2 separate regions of the Homo sapiens genome follow, and region 1 is linked to region 2. The links are chromatin loops, found by intact Hi-C in ENCODE. Cell type or tissue: PC-9. All regions are shown on one strand. Each heading gives the region's core, and the rest is flanking DNA. Links, peaks and the distances in the headings are about the cores only. Region 1 holds the start of SLC5A5 (solute carrier family 5 member 5). Region 2 overlaps KCNN1 (potassium calcium-activated channel subfamily N member 1).

Evidence for each region. Hi-C counts contacts between places; a loop is a spot of excess contacts. Peaks named below come from ENCODE experiments on the same cell type or tissue, not always from the same donor. Only the 100,000 strongest peaks of a DNase experiment are listed, where the experiment ranks them.
Region 1: it touches region 2 in a loop (8-fold over the local background); 57 of 110 quality-filtered maps call a loop at or near these places.

Annotation. Positions count from the first base shown.
Region 1 is chr19:17,867,089-17,875,407 of GRCh38, forward strand. It overlaps SLC5A5 (solute carrier family 5 member 5), which reads left to right and starts at 4,857. Exons shown (of 15, transcript NM_000453.3): 1 at 4,857-5,588; 2 at 7,050-7,115; 3 at 7,406-7,457; 4 at 7,576-7,643. The coding sequence starts at 5,232. RefSeq lists enhancers at 1,672-2,325, 2,326-2,979, 6,627-7,399 and a silencer at 7,192-7,321. In PC-9, for the core only: CTCF peaks have their summits at 3,353 (motif pointing right) and 3,581; DNase peaks (open chromatin) are centred at 355, 495, 3,333 and 7,088; H3K4me3 peaks cover 793 bases; H3K27me3 peaks cover 426 bases.
Region 2 is chr19:17,993,093-18,001,411 of GRCh38, forward strand. It overlaps KCNN1 (potassium calcium-activated channel subfamily N member 1), which reads left to right. Exons shown (of 10, transcript NM_001386974.1): 9 at 398-467; 10 at 5,060-6,993. The coding sequence ends at 5,314. It also overlaps a transcript of ARRDC2 not described here. Among named protein-coding and RNA genes, the nearest start is that of ARRDC2, 11 kb to the right of the region's middle. RefSeq lists an enhancer at 3,694-4,195 and silencers at 3,810-4,059, 7,936-8,319. In PC-9, for the core only: CTCF peaks have their summits at 3,937 (motif pointing left), 4,136, 5,371 (motif pointing left) and 5,570; DNase peaks (open chromatin) are centred at 3,939, 4,739, 5,519, 7,989 and 2 weaker places; H3K4me3 peaks cover 2,793 bases; H3K27ac peaks cover 3,301 bases.

The sequences.
Region 1 (8,319 bases), core at 1-8,000, 130 kb before region 2:
AAAAATAAGCAAACAAAAAGAACTGCCCCTGGCTGTTGAGAGAAGGTACAAGACCAACCAGAGCAAAAGCCCTGGGTCTGGGCAGAAATGGATCCTTTCACGTGGCTGTGAGTGGGGCCAATAAGGCAGAGGCTGGCCAGCGAGAACCTGGATGTCCGCTGGGGTCTGGAGCAGGACAGGTCCTACCCGGGCTCACCCAGTTAACCCAAGGATAAGCAAGGGCAGGAATCCAGGAACTCCTCCCACCTCCTCAGGTGCTGAGGCGCTCCTGGGTCTCGTTCCTGGGCTTGTCAAGGTGCCAGGTGTCACCTCAGTAGGGCCGTGATCCCTGGGGGAGCGACATTCAAAGCCTCCCCTCCCTGACCCGCCCTGCACTTCTGCTCCTGAGTCAGAACCAGTGGGGACAAAGGCAGTGCCAAAGCAGGACAGACGAGTAGGGACCCCAAGAGACCCCAGCCCCAGTTCCTGCAACCAAGAGAGACTATATGAGAATCACAGAATCTGAGACTCACAGTTGAGTCTCAGGACTTAGAATTATGGAATCTTTTTTTTTTTTTTTTTTTTTTTGAGATGGAGTTTCACTCTTGCTGCCCAGGTTGGAGTGCAATGGCATGATCTTAGCTTACTGCAACCTCTGCCTCTTGGGTTCAAGCGATTCTCCTGCTTCAGCCTCCCGAGTAGCTGGGATTACACATGCCTGCCACCATGCCTGGCTAGTTTTTTGTGTTTTTAGTAGACACGGGGTTTCTTCATGTTGGCCAGGGTGGGCTTGAACTCCTGACTTCAGATGATCCACCTGCCTGGGCCTCCAAAAGTGTTGGGATTACAAGCGTGAGCACCGTGCCCAGTCGAATTGTGGAATCTTACAGACAGCAGCAGCAACAAGGAAGAATAGTTTGCATTTATTTATTTTTTTAGAGACAGGGTCTTCTTCTGTCGCCCAGGCTAAAGTGCAGTGGCGCAATCACCGCTCACTGCAGCCTCAACCTCCCCAGCTCAACCAATCCTTCTGCTTCAGCCTCCTAAGTAGCTGGGACCACAGGTGCACACCACCAAACTCGGCTAACTTTTAAAAATTTTTGGCTGGGCATGGTGGCTCACACCTGTAGTCCTAGCACTTTGGGAGGCAGAGGTGGGTGGATCATGTGAGGTCAGGAGTTCGAGACCAGCCTGGCCAACATGGTGAAACCCCTTCTCTACTAAAAATACAACAAACAAACAAACAAACAAAATTGTAGAGTTGGGGTCTCACTATATTGTTCAGGCTGGTCTCCAACTCCTAGCCTCCAGCCATCTTCCTGGCTTGGCCTCCCAAAGTGCTGAGATTACAGGCATGAGCCACCGAAACTGGCCTTTTTGCACTTGTTGAGTGCAGAGTTGAAGTTCAAGGACAGATTCTGGCTCCCCATGGCGTGGGTTCAAATCCCACTGTCACTCCTAGCTCACAGAAGGGGAATTGATGTCCAGGGCCACCCAGCAGGTCGTGCTGCAGTCACAGCAGCTCACAACTTCTCACCCCAACCCCTGCTGCATCTCCCAGGGAACCAAGGGGCAGGGGACAGCGCCCCGACACTGCCACCACTCTCCCATTCCTGCACATTCTGCTCACATTGTCTGCCGCGGCCTTGGGCCCTTCCTAACTCACATCCTGGGGTCCTGCTGCCCGCTTCTGTCATTGGAATCACAGTCAAGGAAGGTGTGACCTGATTCTCCCCACTCTGCTGCTTTTCCTCTCCAGGCTCACAATTCCCTCCGCTAGGGCAGGAGATGGTCCTGCACACTCTGCAGGGGCCTTCACTCCAGGCCTCCTTAGGAATTCCAAAGTGCTTTCCAAATCCACCCCCCTCCCCCCACTCGGCAGCCACCCCACTCCCGCCACTTGGATATGACCCATTTTTCAGAATCTAGAAATCTCATCAGACTCCTCACCTGCTCCAAACTCTCCTACAGTTCCCCAGCACCCTCAGAACAAAATCCACACCCCTTCCGGAGGCCCAGAAGATACCCCGTGATTGTCTGTCTCTGCTCAACCTGTATCCAGGCTGGAATTCACTGGTGTGATCACTGCTCACTGCAGCCTTGACCTCCCGGGCTCTGGCGATCCTCCCACCTCAGCCTCCCAAAGTGCTGGGATTATAAGTGTGAGCCACAGTGCCCAGCTGAAATCAGTATTTATCTGCTGGTGAGGTCAGGGCCATCACCACCCTGGGGTGGGTCCACCTGGATCATGCTGTGTCCCCAGCACCTGCCGGAGGGCCCTGCACACAGTATGCACTCAATGAACCGGCCTCAGCCCAGGCCTCTGGCCGCAGCCTGGACCCCACGGTGGGAAGAAGAGAAGCTATGCCTTCCCAGAACTTCCCTGGAGAGAAGGGGTCCATTTACATGTATTTGCACAATTTGCATATGTTTACATTGGTCGGCAGGGCTTTGCAAGTAGGGGATCCCGCTCGGATCTCCCATTGATTGATTGATTGATTGATTGAGACAGTCTCGCTCTGTCGCCAGGCTGGAGTGCAGTGGCACGATCTCGGCTCACTGCAACCTCCGCCTCCCGGGTTCAAGCGATTCTCCTGCCTCAGTCTCCCGAGTAGCTGGGACTACAGGCGCGTGCCATCACGCCCGGCTAATTTTTGTATTTTTAGTAGAGACGGGGTTTCACCACGTTGGCCTGGATGGTCTCGATTTCCTGACCTCGTGATCCGCCCGCGTCGGCCCCCCAAAGTGCTAGGATTACAGGCGTGAGCCACCGCGCCCAGCCTTGATTTTTATTTATTTATTTGTTTATTTATTTATTTTTTGAGACGGAATCTCTCTCTGTCGCCCAGGCTGGAGTGAAGTGGCGCGATCTCGGCTCACTGCAACCTCCACCTCCCGGGCTCAAGCGATTCTCCCGCCTCAGCCTCCCAAGTAGCTGGGATTACAGGCGGCCGCCACCACGCCCGGCTAATTCTTGTATTTTTAGTAGAGACGGGGTTTCACCATGTTGGCCAGACTGGTCTTGAACGGATCTCAAGAGACCCGTCCGCCTCGGCCCCCCAAAGTGCTGGGATTACAGGAGTGAGACACCGCACCCGGCCGGATCTCCCCTTTTCCAACGGGGTTTCCAGGAGGATGCCTGACCAGGGTGGAAGGAGAAAGAACTAGGTGCCTAACCCACTCTCCTGGCGAGGGCAGGAGGTACGCTCCAGCCGGCAACAGGTGCCCGCGTAGCCGCCGCAGTGTCACAGCCCCGGGGGAGGGACAGGTCCACCCTGCACAGCAGAGAGGGAGCAAGAGGACTGTCCGGGGGTTACGTGGGGACGCGTTGAGAAACGCTGGACCCAGCTGGAGCGGCCAGGGCAGAGGGTAGGCCAGAGGAGGCCACCAGGGAGCAGCAGAGGCTGGCGAGAAGCGCTCAAAAGCCCTTTTTTTTTTTTTTTTTTTTTTTTTGGAGACGGGGTCTTGCTGTGCTGCCCAGGCTGGAGTGCTGTGCAGTTCTCGACCACAGCTCATTGCAGCCTCGAACTTCCACGCTCAAGCGATCCTCCCACTTCAGCCTCCTGAGTAGCTGGGATTACAGGCATGTGCCACCACGCCTCGCTAATATTTGTATTTTTCATACAGACAAGATCTCACTATGTTGCTCAGGGTAGTCTCGAATTCTGGGACTCAAATGATCCTCCCACTTCAGCCTCCCAAAGTGCTGGGATTACAGGCATAAGCCATCATGCCCGGCCTCTGACGCTGTTTCTTTCAACCCCCAGGATTTCAGATTCCACCAGCTTATGGAGAAGGGAACCAAGTTTGAGATGCGTGATTGCCCAGAAAGTTGGAGGCTGAGCTGAGACTTGAACCCAGAGACCAGAACCTCCAGAGGTCAAAGTCCTCCTGGGTCCCCCAGAGAAGGGCCCTGAGATGACAGCTCGTTGGTCCTCATGGAAGCGTGACCCCCCCAGTAGACTTTCTCCCACACCCAACCTTGGTTTCCTCATCTATATGATAGGGACAAGCCAGACTCTACCTCCCTGGTGGTCATGGTCTCCGCTTATTCGGGTTCATAACCTTAAAGGCCCCTCGCACCACCTCAGTGAGCCATTTATGCCTGGCACAGGGCCAACTCTCAGTGCATATCTGCAAAGGAACCAATGAATGAATGAATGAAGTGACAAATGAATAAAGGAATAAATGAATGAGGCACTTATCATGTACCAGGCTTTCGTTACCACGTCCCATTTATTCCTCTGAGGCAGGGTCTATTTTATCCTTGTTACAGATGGGGAAACTAAGGCCCAGGGAGGAGCAAAGTCTTCCCCAAGTATGTACCCACTCAGAACTTGAGCTCTGAATGTCTCCCACCCAGCTTAGCCCAAGAGCGGGGTTCAGTGATGCCCACCCCCTAAGGCTCTAGAGAAAGGGGGTAGGCCCACATGCCAGTTTGGGGGTGGTAAAGCCAGGTAAGTTTTCTTTATGGGTCCCCTGAAACCCTGAAAGTGAACCCCAGTCCTGCATGAAAGTGAGCTCCCCATAGCTCAAGGTATTCAAGCACAATACGGCTTTGAGTGCTGAAGCAGGCTGTGCAGGCTTGGATAGTGACATGCCCTCTCTGAGCCTCAATTTCCCCACCTGTCAACAGCAGACAGTGACAGCTGTGATCAGGGGATCACAGTGCATGGGGATGGGTGGGTGCATGGGGATGGAGGGGCATTTGGGAGCCCTCCCCGATACCACCCCCTGCAGCCACCCAGATAGCCTGTCCTGGCCTGTCTGTCCCAGTCCAGGGCTGAAAGGGTGCGGGTCCTGCCCGCCCCTAGGTCTGGAGGCGGAGTCGCGGTGACCCGGGAGCCCAATAAATCTGCAACCCACAATCACGAGCTGCTCCCGTAAGCCCCAAGGCGACCTCCAGCTGTCAGCGCTGAGCACAGCGCCCAGGGAGAGGGACAGACAGCCGGCTGCATGGGACAGCGGAACCCAGAGTGAGAGGGGAGGTGGCAGGACAGACAGACAGCAGGGGCGGACGCAGAGACAGACAGCGGGGACAGGGAGGCCGACACGGACATCGACAGCCCATAGATTCCTAACCCAGGGAGCCCCGGCCCCTCTCGCCGCTTCCCACCCCAGACGGAGCGGGGACAGGCTGCCGAGCATCCTCCCACCCGCCCTCCCCGTCCTGCCTCCTCGGCCCCTGCCAGCTTCCCCCGCTTGAGCACGCAGGGCGTCCGAGGACGCGCTGGGCCTCCGCACCCGCCCTCATGGAGGCCGTGGAGACCGGGGAACGGCCCACCTTCGGAGCCTGGGACTACGGGGTCTTTGCCCTCATGCTCCTGGTGTCCACTGGCATCGGGCTGTGGGTCGGGCTGGCTCGGGGCGGGCAGCGCAGCGCTGAGGACTTCTTCACCGGGGGCCGGCGCCTGGCGGCCCTGCCCGTGGGCCTGTCGCTGTCTGCCAGCTTCATGTCGGCCGTGCAGGTGCTGGGCGTGCCGTCGGAGGCCTATCGCTATGGCCTCAAGTTCCTCTGGATGTGCCTGGGCCAGCTTCTGAACTCGGTCCTCACCGCCCTGCTCTTCATGCCCGTCTTCTACCGCCTGGGCCTCACCAGCACCTACGAGGTACCGGACAGAGGCCCGGGGGTAGGACCTGCCCCACTGGCAGTGCTGGGACCCCGTGTGGGGGAGGCGCTGGGGCTTTGGGCCGCTGTACAGGAGGACGCGGATGGCACCTCGGTGCTTTAACGGAAGGGGCCCCTAGGCAGACACGTGGGGAGGGTTCTAGGAAGAGGCCCCAGGCGCCCGGCGAGGGGCAGGAAGGAGGAAGAGAGAGCCTGGCGTCCTGCTCCTTCGGTGGAAGCGCGCGCGGGGCGGGGCCCGGCTCGACCAGGTGTGTCCTCACGGGTGGACACACACCTGCCCCCCACCTGCCCGGGCGTGCAGACCCACGTGTGCGCGCTAGAGGGGACTGCTGACGGCTCCGGGGTTCGAAACCTGGCTTCACTGCTTTCTTGTATCTTGGGCAAGGGGCGTGCCTCTCTGTTTGGGTTTCCCAGCTGTCCAATGGGCGAATTACAGGACCTCCCTCCAGGGGAGAGGGTAAAGCGATTAAAATCGTGACCGGGGCCCGGTGCGGTGGCTCACGCCTGTAATCCCAGCACTTTGGGAGGCCAAAGCATGCAGATCACCTGAGGTCAGGAGTTCAAGACCAGCCTGGCCAACATGGCGAAACCCCGTCTCTACTAAAAATACAAAAATTAGCCGGATGTGGTGGTGGGCACCTGTAATCCCAGCTACTTGGGAGGCTAAGACAGGAGAATTGCTTGAACCCGGGAGGTTGCAGTGAGCCGATATCGCGTCACTGCACTCCAGCCTGGGCGACAGAGCGAGACTCTTGTCTCAAAGGAAAAAAAAATATTGTGGCAGGGCGCAGTGGCTCACGCCTGTAATCCCAGCACTTTGGGAGGCCGAGGTGGGTGGATCACGAGGTCAGGAGTTCAAGACCAGCCTGGCTAACATGGTGAAACCCCGTCTTTACTAAAAATACAAAAATTAGCCGGGCATGGTCGCGCGCGCCTGTAATCCCAGCTACTCAGGAGGCTGAGGCAGAAGAATTGCTTGAACCTGGGAGGCGGAGGTTGCAGTGAGCCGAGATCGTGCCAGTGCACCCTAGCCTGGGCGACAGAGCGAGACTCCGTCCCCCCTCCCCCCCAAAAAAATCGTGACAGGTATATCCTAGGCGGCCAACACCATTGGCCCGGGGCACTGTCTACACTGTGCGCTTGCGGGCCACGTCGGTGTCTGCTGAGCGGTGGCTGCTCCAGGAGCCCGCGCCCGTCAGGCGCAAGTGGGAGGGCGCGTGCACACGCATGGACCAGTCCTCCAGGTCCACGGGGTACGCACAGGCACGGGATGGCACCTGTGCACGGGTGTGTGCGTGCGGCGGGGCCCCCACGTGCAAGAATCTGGCGGGCGCGGTTGGCTTCCGGAGGGAGGGGCCCACCTAGAGAGCAGACCAGGGACCCGAGAGGCCTCGGCTCCTGGGTAAGGACTGTCCAGGTGACCTCGAGTCCCTCCTTGCAGTACCTGGAGATGCGCTTCAGCCGCGCAGTGCGGCTCTGCGGGACTTTGCAGTACATTGTAGCCACGGTGAGTGGCCTCGGCCCCGCCCTCCGCTCAGGGCCCCGAGAGCGTCAGCCTTCACTAGCCCGGCCCCCACCATTCAAGACCCCGCCCAGACCCCGCCCCCCATGCTCCCGTTCTGACCCCGCCCCCATCAGTCCCCTCCCACACCACAGCCGGCCTGACCCCGCCTGCACTCTGGAAGACCCGGCCTATCTGCCCCGCCCATATTCTGGGACCACCCTTCTGCCTCCTCTCCCCATCCCCAACTCGCCCAGACGCCCTCCCTGCTCACCCGCCCCACACTCTGTCTACAGATGCTGTACACCGGCATCGTAATCTACGCACCGGCCCTCATCCTGAACCAAGGTGTGACTCTGGGAGATTAGGGAAGCATGTCTGGGAAGAGAAAGGGAGGGAGAGGAGAACCCAAGACTAAGTTTGCGCCCCGCCCAGGGGCCTAACAGGGGGACCTCTTTTTGCATAGTGACCGGGCTGGACATCTGGGCGTCGCTCCTGTCCACCGGAATTATCTGCACCTTCTACACGGCTGTGGTGAGTGGCCCTGGGAACTCACTCCATACGGGGGATCGGGCCCACTGTGTCTCTTGTGGGGAGACTCTGGGCTTGCCCCTTTCTCCTGAGGAAGCCTCTGTCCCAGCTGGGACCCAGTGTCCTCATCTTTATAGTGAAAAATGATCTGAAAAGCTTATTGCTGAGAATCTAGAGGTATGGTAGCTTCAGGCATGGCTGGATCCAGGCTTCCACCTCTTCTGGCTTCCAGTCCAGCAGGAAGTGAGCTCCTGCTTCATCCTGGGGCTGGCTGAGGTCCCAGGGAGGGCTACCTTTGGCTGGCTCAGGTCTGACCTTGATGGCGATATTATCATCGTAGTGATAATAATAGTAATGGCGGCCGGGCGCGGTGGCTCACGTCTGTAATCCCAGCACTTTGGGAAGCAGAGGCAGGCGGATCACCTAAGGTCAGGAGTTCGAGACCAGCCTGGCCAACATGATGAAACCCCGTCTCTACTAAGAATACAAAAATTACCTGGGCGCAGTGGCACGCGCCTGTAATCCTAGCCTCTCAGGAGGCTGAGGCAGGAGAATCGCTTGAACCCGGGAGGTGGAGGTTGCGGTGCGTGGAGATTGCGCCATTGCACTCCAGCCTGGGCGACAGAGCAAGACTCCATCTCAAAAAAATATAATAATAATAATAATAATAGTAATGGCA
Region 2 (8,319 bases), core at 224-8,223:
TGGGAAATCGGGGGTGCATGGTGGTCACAGACAGGGGGTACACCCGGGGCATGCCAACCCCAGCCTCAGAGGCGGGCAGGGTTCACATCTGCCCCATGGATCCGTGCAGGCTTCACCTTGGTCTGGGATCCAACTTCCTGGGGCAGTCCTGAGTTGGGCCGGAGACAGGACCAGCCAATGGGTGGTGTGGGCGGTGGCCAGGCTGACTTCTGGCCCTGGCGCACCGGCTGTGTACTGGGAGGGAATAGACTACAGGGAATCGGCCTCCCAACTCCCACCTCATCCTCTGATGCATGTCCCATAGGTGACCCCGGGTGGGTGCATGAAAGTCCCTGCCCCCACTGCAGCCTCCACGGGAACCTGCCTAACCCCCTCCCCCAACCCCGTGTCCCCACAGGCTCCGGAGTGTGAAGATCGAGCAAGGGAAGCTGAACGACCAGGCTAACACGCTTACCGACCTAGCCAAGGTGAGTGGGTTGGGGCAGGGTGGGCCAGACAGGGCAGGTGGGGCCCCGGAGCAGATGGGATGGGGCTCAGCTCCTGCCGGAGGAGGGCACAAGGACCCGCTGTGGGCTGAGTGCAGTGGCGGGCGGATCGCTTGAGCTCAGGAGTTTGAGACCAGCCTGGGCAACATGGTGAAATCCCGTCTCTACAAAAAAAATACAACAATTAGCCAGGCGTGGTGGCGGGCGCCTTTAATCCCAGCTACTTGGGGGCTGAGGGAGGAGAATCGCTTGAACTTGGGGGGTTGAGGCTGCAGTGAGCCGAGATGGCACCACTGCAGTCCAGCCTGGGTGACAGAGTGACACCCTGTCTCAAAAAAATGATAATAATTTTAAAAATAATTTAAAAATTTAAAAAGAGTACACAATTAGGGGGCTAAATGGGTGAAGAGGTATTTCTAGATTTAGGCATACCACCTCAATTCAAGATCTGAAATGGAAGAGAAAAAATTCCTTTGCTATGGGTATAAATTCAAATGATAGCCTTGGGAGAAAGCTTTGTATAATTTGTATAGCAATTAAACATCTGTCAGGAAATTTAAATTGATTGCAAGAGAAATTGGGGCCAGCTGGGTTCAATGGGTCATGCCTATAATCCCTGTACTTTGGGAGGCTGAGGCAGGCAGATCACTTGAGCCCAAGAGGTTGAGACCAGCCTGGGCAGCACAGAGAGACCCCATCTGTACAAAAAGAATAAAAAAATTAACCAGGCATGGTGGTGAGTGCCTGTAGTCCCAGCTATTAGGGAGGCTGAGGCGGGAGAATCACTTGAGCCCAGGAGGTCAAGGCTGCTGTGAGGTATGATCACTCTGCTGCACTCTAGCCTGGGCAACAGAGCGAGACCCTGTCTCAAAAAAAAAAAAAAAGCAAGAAAGAAATCAGTTTGTGTTATACATGGATCTGTGTGTTGATTCGAATATCAAGTCATCTCCCACTTTTTTTTTTAGCTTTATTTATTTATTTTTTGAGACAGAGTCTTGCTCTGTCACCCAGGCTGGAGTGCAGTGGCGTGATCTCAGCTCACTGCAACTTCCGCCTCCCGGGTTCAAGCAATTCTCGTGCTTCAGCCTCCAGAGTAGCTGGGATTACAGGCATGCACCAGCATGCCCGGCTAATTTTTGTACTTTTAGTAGAGACGGGGTTTCGCCATGTTGGCCAGCCTGGTCTCGAACTCCTGACCTTAAGTGATCCACCCCCCTCAGCCTCCCAAAGTGTTGGGATTACAGGCGTGGGCCACCGTGCCCAGCCCATTTCCCACTTTTTGAATTCTTCCACTGGAAGATGTGTCACTGGACCAGTTGCAATTAATCAAGTGCTTGAGATCTTTGCAACACTGATTTGAATTCCCTTCTGACCAATGACATAGTTTCAGAAAATAGCTTTTGCTCAGTGGCTACATCCCCTGATCTATCAGTCAGCTTGAGGCTAATTTCATGTTATCTTTAGAAAATGTTAAGTCCCATTCTATTTTATTTCTTGTCCCCAGTGCATTTTGGACTCACTTCCTCCATCACTAGGAAGAGAATGCAATCTAGCTTAATATTAACCTACAAGAAATTTAATTTGGAAGGGAATCTTCTTTTTTTTTTTTTTCTGAGACAGGGTCTTGCTCTGTGGTACAGGCTGGAGTGCAGTGGCAAAATCATGGCTCACCGCAGCCTCAACCTCCCCAGGCTCAAGCAATCCCCCCAACTCATCCTCTTGAGTAGCTGGGACTACAGGCGCACACCACCAGGTCCTGCTAATTTTTGTATTTTTTGTAGAGATGGGGTTTCACCATGTTGCCCAGGCTGGTCTCAAACTCCTGAGCTCAAGTGATCCTCCCGCCTTGGCCTCCCAAAGTGCTGGGATTACAGGCGTGAGCCACCGCACCCAGAAAAGAATCTTACAGAGAGAAAAACATATTCTAGACCCCTGAAGATATACAGTTAACTCTCGAACATGGGGGTTATGGGGTGCTGACCCCTTAAAAGTCAAATATTCCCATATAACTTCTTTTTTTCTTTTTGAGACAGAGTCTCACTCTGTTGCCCAGGCTGGAGTGCAGAGGTGCGATCTCAGCTCACTGCAGCCTCCATCTCCTAGGTTTAAGGTATTCTCCTGCCTCAGCCTCCTGAGTAGCTAGGATTACAGGTGTATGCCGCCACGCCTAGCTACTTTTTGTATTTTTAGTAGAGATGGGGTTTCACCATGTTGGCCAGGCTGGTCTCGAACTCCTGACTTCAAGTAATCCACCTGCCTTGGCCTCCCAAAGTGCTGGGATTACAGGCATAAGCCACTGTGCCCGGCCTCATATAAGTTTTGACGCCCCCTCACCCCAAATTTAACTACTGATAGCCTACCATTGACCAAAAGCCTTACTGATAAACAGTTGATTCACATATATTTTGTGTATATATACTGTATTCTTACAGTAAGGTATGGTAGAGAAAGGAAAATATTAAGAAAATCAGGCCAGATGCAGTGGCTCATGCCTGTAATCCTAGCACTTTGGGAAGTTGAGGAGGGGGGATCACTTGAGCTCAGGAATTCAAGACCAGCCTGGGCAACATGGCAAAACTCCATTGCTACAAAAAAAAAAAAAAAAAAATAGAAAAATTAGCAGGAGGCTGAGGTGGGAGGATCACTTGAGCCTGGGAGGTAAAAGCTGCAGTCAGCTGTGACTGTACCACTGCACTCCAGTCTGGGAGACAGAGCAAGACTCTGTCTCTAAAAAATAAAATTTTAAGCCTGGGTGTAGTGGCTCATCCCTGTAATCCCAGCACCTTGGGAGGCAAAGGTGGGCGGATCACCTGAGGCCAGGAGTTCAAGACCAGCCTGGCCAACATGGTGAAACTTTGTCTCCACTAAAAATACAAAAATTAGCCGGGTGTGGTAGCGGGCACCTGTAATCTCAGCTACTTGGGAGGCTGAGGCAGGAGAGTCGCTTGAACCCAGGAGGTGGAGGTTGCAGTGAGCCGAGATCATGCCTCTGCACTCCAGCCTAGACAACAAGAGCGAGACTTCGTCTCAAAAATAAAAATAAAAATAAAAATTTTAAACCTCAGAAAAGACTAAAAAGAACCACCTGAAGGCTGGACACTGCTCTGGCCTCCAGATGTCACCCTCTGGCTCTAGGGACTGTGGTGCCTGAGAGAGGCCAGGGTAAGGTCAGTGGTGCTAGGAGGGGAGGCCCCCACAAGGTGTTTGCACTCGGAGTGGGGTCTGCCTTGCACTGATGGAGGGAAAAGGGTAGGGGGCACAGTGGAGGAAGCTGGGAGGAAGAGGCTGGGTGTGAGAGGACAGAGGAGCTGGGGTGGGCACCTCGTCCTGTCCTGTCTTCCTTCCACCACTGCCTCCATCCTCCCACGGAGGCCGCCGCGGGGTGGCAAACCGGTGTCCTGACCCAGCTGCGCTCAGAGCCGTGGAGTGATGTTCTAGTGCCACCTGGTGGCCAGAGTGGTGTCTGCACCCAGGACTGTCCCTGCCTGGCCGGCCTCCCCTGCCCATAGGGGGACAGTGCCAGAACCGGGCAGTTGAGGTGGTAGGGATGCCCCACTGGCTGCTGTAACAGTAATTGTGGCTGTCGTGTTCCCAGTCTGTGATTGCGTCAGATTCTCAGGGCAGTCACCTTCGTCATTAGACCCCTGTCCCCTCCCCAGCCTAATGGGAGGGGTGGCAGTTCACGACTGAACAGGGTCCCCCCTCCTCTTCTTCCTAGGCAGCCATGTCCCCACGCTCCTGCTGTTCCCCAGCCTGGAGCAACGTCAGCCCCAAACATCCCCCAGGTCTGTGGGTACCACTTGAGCACTGCCTGTGGCTATGTGTGCCCTGTGGCCACTAGACCCCCAGGGCAGCTCTGGGCATGTCCCCCCACCCCAGAACCTCACTAGGCCTTTCCCAGGCCTGCCAGCCCTGAGCTTGGCTTGCTTGCTTTCTTTTTCTTGAGACGGATTTTCCCTCTTGTCACTCAGGCGCACTGAAACCTCCACCTCCTGGGTTCAAGTGATTCTCCTGCCTCATCCCCCCCGAGTAGCGGGGATTACAGGTGCCCGCTACCACATCCGGCTAATTTTTGTATTTTTAGTGGAGACAAAGTTTCACCATGTTGGCCAGGCTGGTCTCAAACTCCTGACCTCAGGCGATTCGCCTGCCTCGGCCTCCCAAAGTGCTGGGATTACAGGCGTGAGCCACCACAACCAGCTGAGCTTGGCATTTAAGACCTGTCTTTTAGGCTGGGCGCCTCCCGGAAAGAGGAGGTTGTAATGAGCCGAGATTGGGCCACTGCACTCCAGCATAGGTGACGGAGGGAGTCTCTGTCTCAAAGAAAAAAAAAAAAAAGAGAGAAAGAAAAGACCAGTCTCTCCCCTCATCCACTCTCCAATCCTTCCCTGGGCCCAGCAAGGGACCTCTGGGGCTGGGGGTATCCTCCCAGCCACCCCTCACACGGGCCCCATTAGTGGCTGGCACCCACCTGGAGCGTGTGGGCTGTCCCTCTCTGTCATTGGTGTCGTGGTATCGTCCTTTCCTCTCTCACTCAGCGGCGCCTCTCTCCTGCCCCTCTCTGTCTCCCGCAGACCCAGACCGTCATGTACGACCTTGTATCGGAGCTGCACGCTCAGCACGAGGAGCTGGAGGCCCGCCTGGCCACCCTGGAAAGCCGCTTGGATGCGCTGGGTGCCTCTCTACAGGCCCTGCCTGGCCTCATCGCCCAAGCCATACGCCCACCCCCGCCTCCCCTGCCTCCCAGGCCCGGCCCCGGCCCCCAAGACCAGGCAGCCCGGAGCTCCCCCTGCCGGTGGACGCCCGTGGCCCCCTCGGACTGCGGGTGACGGCCCTGCCCGCCACCAGACCCCTAAATCTTGGCCATCGTGTGGCCGCCACCTCCGGGAAGCCTTGTACAGTGGCGCCTCTTGGAGTTCAAGAAGCCAACGCTGAGTCAGGCTGAGTGGACTGAGGCCTGCCCCGCCCAGACTGCCCAGGCAGAGGGCAGGGCTGGACCATGGGTGAGGGCAGGGGAGCCCGGAGCTTCCTCTGGTCACCTGGTCCCCCGACTCTCCCCAGGCCCCCGGTGGGCATGGAGCAGCCCGGGGAGGGGTCCGTGCTGGTTCTGAATAAAGCAGGACCCGCCTAGTGGCTGCCTGTGTGCATGGCTGGAAGGCACTGGTGATGTCCCAGGAGGTAGACCTCCAGCCCTGGGTACCAAGATGAATGTGGGAATCAGAAAAACCTGTTCCCATCACCGGCCTAGCCTAGAATCCTAGCCTAGAAGCCCTCTCTCCCTCTGGGCTGGAGCTCAGTGAGGGACAACTCTCTAGGGACACCTGTACCAGCCCCACCTGGCGCTGAGATCCCTCAGACAGCATGGCCCAGCCCTGGCCAGAAGCATCGCTCCCCTTCAACCAACCGCGTTGATGGACACCCACTGTGTGCCAGGCCCCAGCGGGGCCCATGGGGGAGGTGACCTGGGTGAGGAAGGTCATTTGGGTTTTTGTGAGATTTGTATTGAGCACCTGCTGTCTACAGAGAATGTGATGATGTCAATTACCACACTGATTCCTCATCAGAACTTGACCATGGTGGGATGGGGGGGAAACTGAGGCCCAGAGAGGTGAATCTACCTACCTGGGACCACACTGCGAGGAAGGATGGTGCATTCAAACTGGAAATCCCCTAGGCCAAAGTAAAGAACCGGACTGGCTGGGCACAGTGGCTCACACCTGTAATCCCAGCACTTTGGGAGGGTAAAGCGGGCGGATCACCTGAGGTCAGGAGTTCAAGACCAGCCTGGGCAACATGGTGAAACCCTGTCTCTACTAAAAATATAAAAATTAGCTGGGTGTGGTGGTGCACGCCTGTAATCCCAGCTACTTGGGAGGCTGAGGCAGGATAATCGCTTGAACCCAGGAGGTGGAGGTTGCAGTGAGAAAAAACCTGGACTTGGTGGAAGGGACTCCATGGAGGAGCCATGGGGACGTCAGGAGGAGGGGTTATTTGGTGACATCCAGGGGTCAGAGAGACCCTTCAGGGGTGGGCTACAGGGGAGGGTTCCAGACACAAGTAGAATCAGAAAGGTCCCTGGAGGCCATGGGCTTGGGTGCTGGGAGCAACAGGCATTTACTTGGCAGATGCTGAGCCCTGGGTGGGGCGAGGAGGCCTGGCTCCTGGGGAGACGACGCTGTGCATAGCCGAGGAGCCCCAGGTCCTGGCAGCCTCTGATAAGGCCATCCATCGCCTGGCTCAACGAGATAACTAGGCCGTGGCTGGTGCATGAATGACCAGCTTGGGCCCACGCACGAGAAGGGTATGAGGAGGTGCTGGTCAGACCCGGGTTCGAGTCCTGACTCTGCCACTGCTGGGTGACTCTGAGCAGTGGCTGCCCCTCTGGGGCCTTGGTTGTTTCATCTGTAAAATGGGGTGACAGTCTATTTAACCAGAACTCCCTAAAAAGGGCCAGGCAACTGGTAGGTGCTCAATAAATGCTCCTTCCCGCCTGAGGGATCACACTGGAGTCTTTGGCAGGACTCATCCTTTCTACCCTGTTGTCTGGCTGGGGAAACTAAGGCCTGAGAAGGAAAGGGGCTGTCCTTCAGGGTGAGAACCCAGGGTTTGGTTAAGGAACATCCGTGGGTGTACCTTCTGTGCCAGTGGTAGCTCCCAGGTCTGATGGCAGAGGCACAGTAAACCCATAGTACTTAAAAAAAAAAAAAAAAAAACACCAAAGCCATAAAGTTATGAACAGGCCGGGCGTGGTGGCTCACGCCTGTAATCCCAGTACTTCGGGAGGCTGAGGTGGGAGGATCACCTGAGGTCAGGAGTTGGAGACCAGCCGGCCAACATGGTGAAACCCTATCTCTACTAAAAATACAAAAATTAGCTGGGCGTGGACGACTCCTGTCGTCCCAGGTACTCAGGAGACTGAGGCAGGAGAATTGCTAGAACCAGGGAGGTGGAGATTGCAGTGAGCCAGGATCACGCTACTGTGCCCCGGCCTGGGCGACAGAGCGAGACTCTGTCTTAAAAAAAGAGAGAGAGAAAGAGAAAAGTAAACAAGGCAAGAAAGAAAGAGAAAAAAAGAAAGAGAGGAAGGAGGGAAGGAAGGAAGGAAGGAAAGAAAGAAAAAACAGAGAAAAGTAAACAAGGCCAGAGGTGGCAAGGGGACTCTGAGGAAGTGGCATTTGGGCGTGGGCGGGATGGGTGGGAGAACGGATCTGGTAGCGGAACGGCCCAGTGCGGAGGCGAAGAGAGCTACTCGAGGTGGATTTTGTTTGAGGGACAGCCATGAAGTGACAATGACGGGGAGACTGAGGCGGTGCCGGGTTCTGGGCGGCGGGGGGGGCAGGGGTAGTGAGGGGCGAATGAGACCATAGGGCTGAGATCTGCGGCCGCCTCGGTGCCTCCCCAGCCACCTCCGCCCCTGCCTGCTTCTGATTCAACAGCGCCGACCCTACAAAAACAGGGCCCGCCCATCTCCGAGGATGGCAAAGTCAACAGTGCGGGCACGCGGGCGGCCAGTCCCCGGCGGCCCGCGTGCGTCACGGGGGCGGATGCAGAGGACCAGGAAGTTCGCCGACGACGCGCCCGCCCTGGGCCACCGGCGCCGGCCCAAGTTCGCCGGGGGGGCCCGGAGGAAGCTTGGGGGACGCGACGGGGGAACGCGGAAACCCCGGGGATCTGCAGGCGCGCCCGGGCCGTGTGCCTTCTCTCCGCGTGTCCAAACCGTGTCCCCAGCCGCGCGCCATGCGCTCTGGGGGCGTGCGCAGCTTCGCGCTGGAGCTGGCGCGGGGCCCGGGCGGCGCCTACCGCGGCGGGGAGCGGCTGTGCGGCCGGGTGCTGC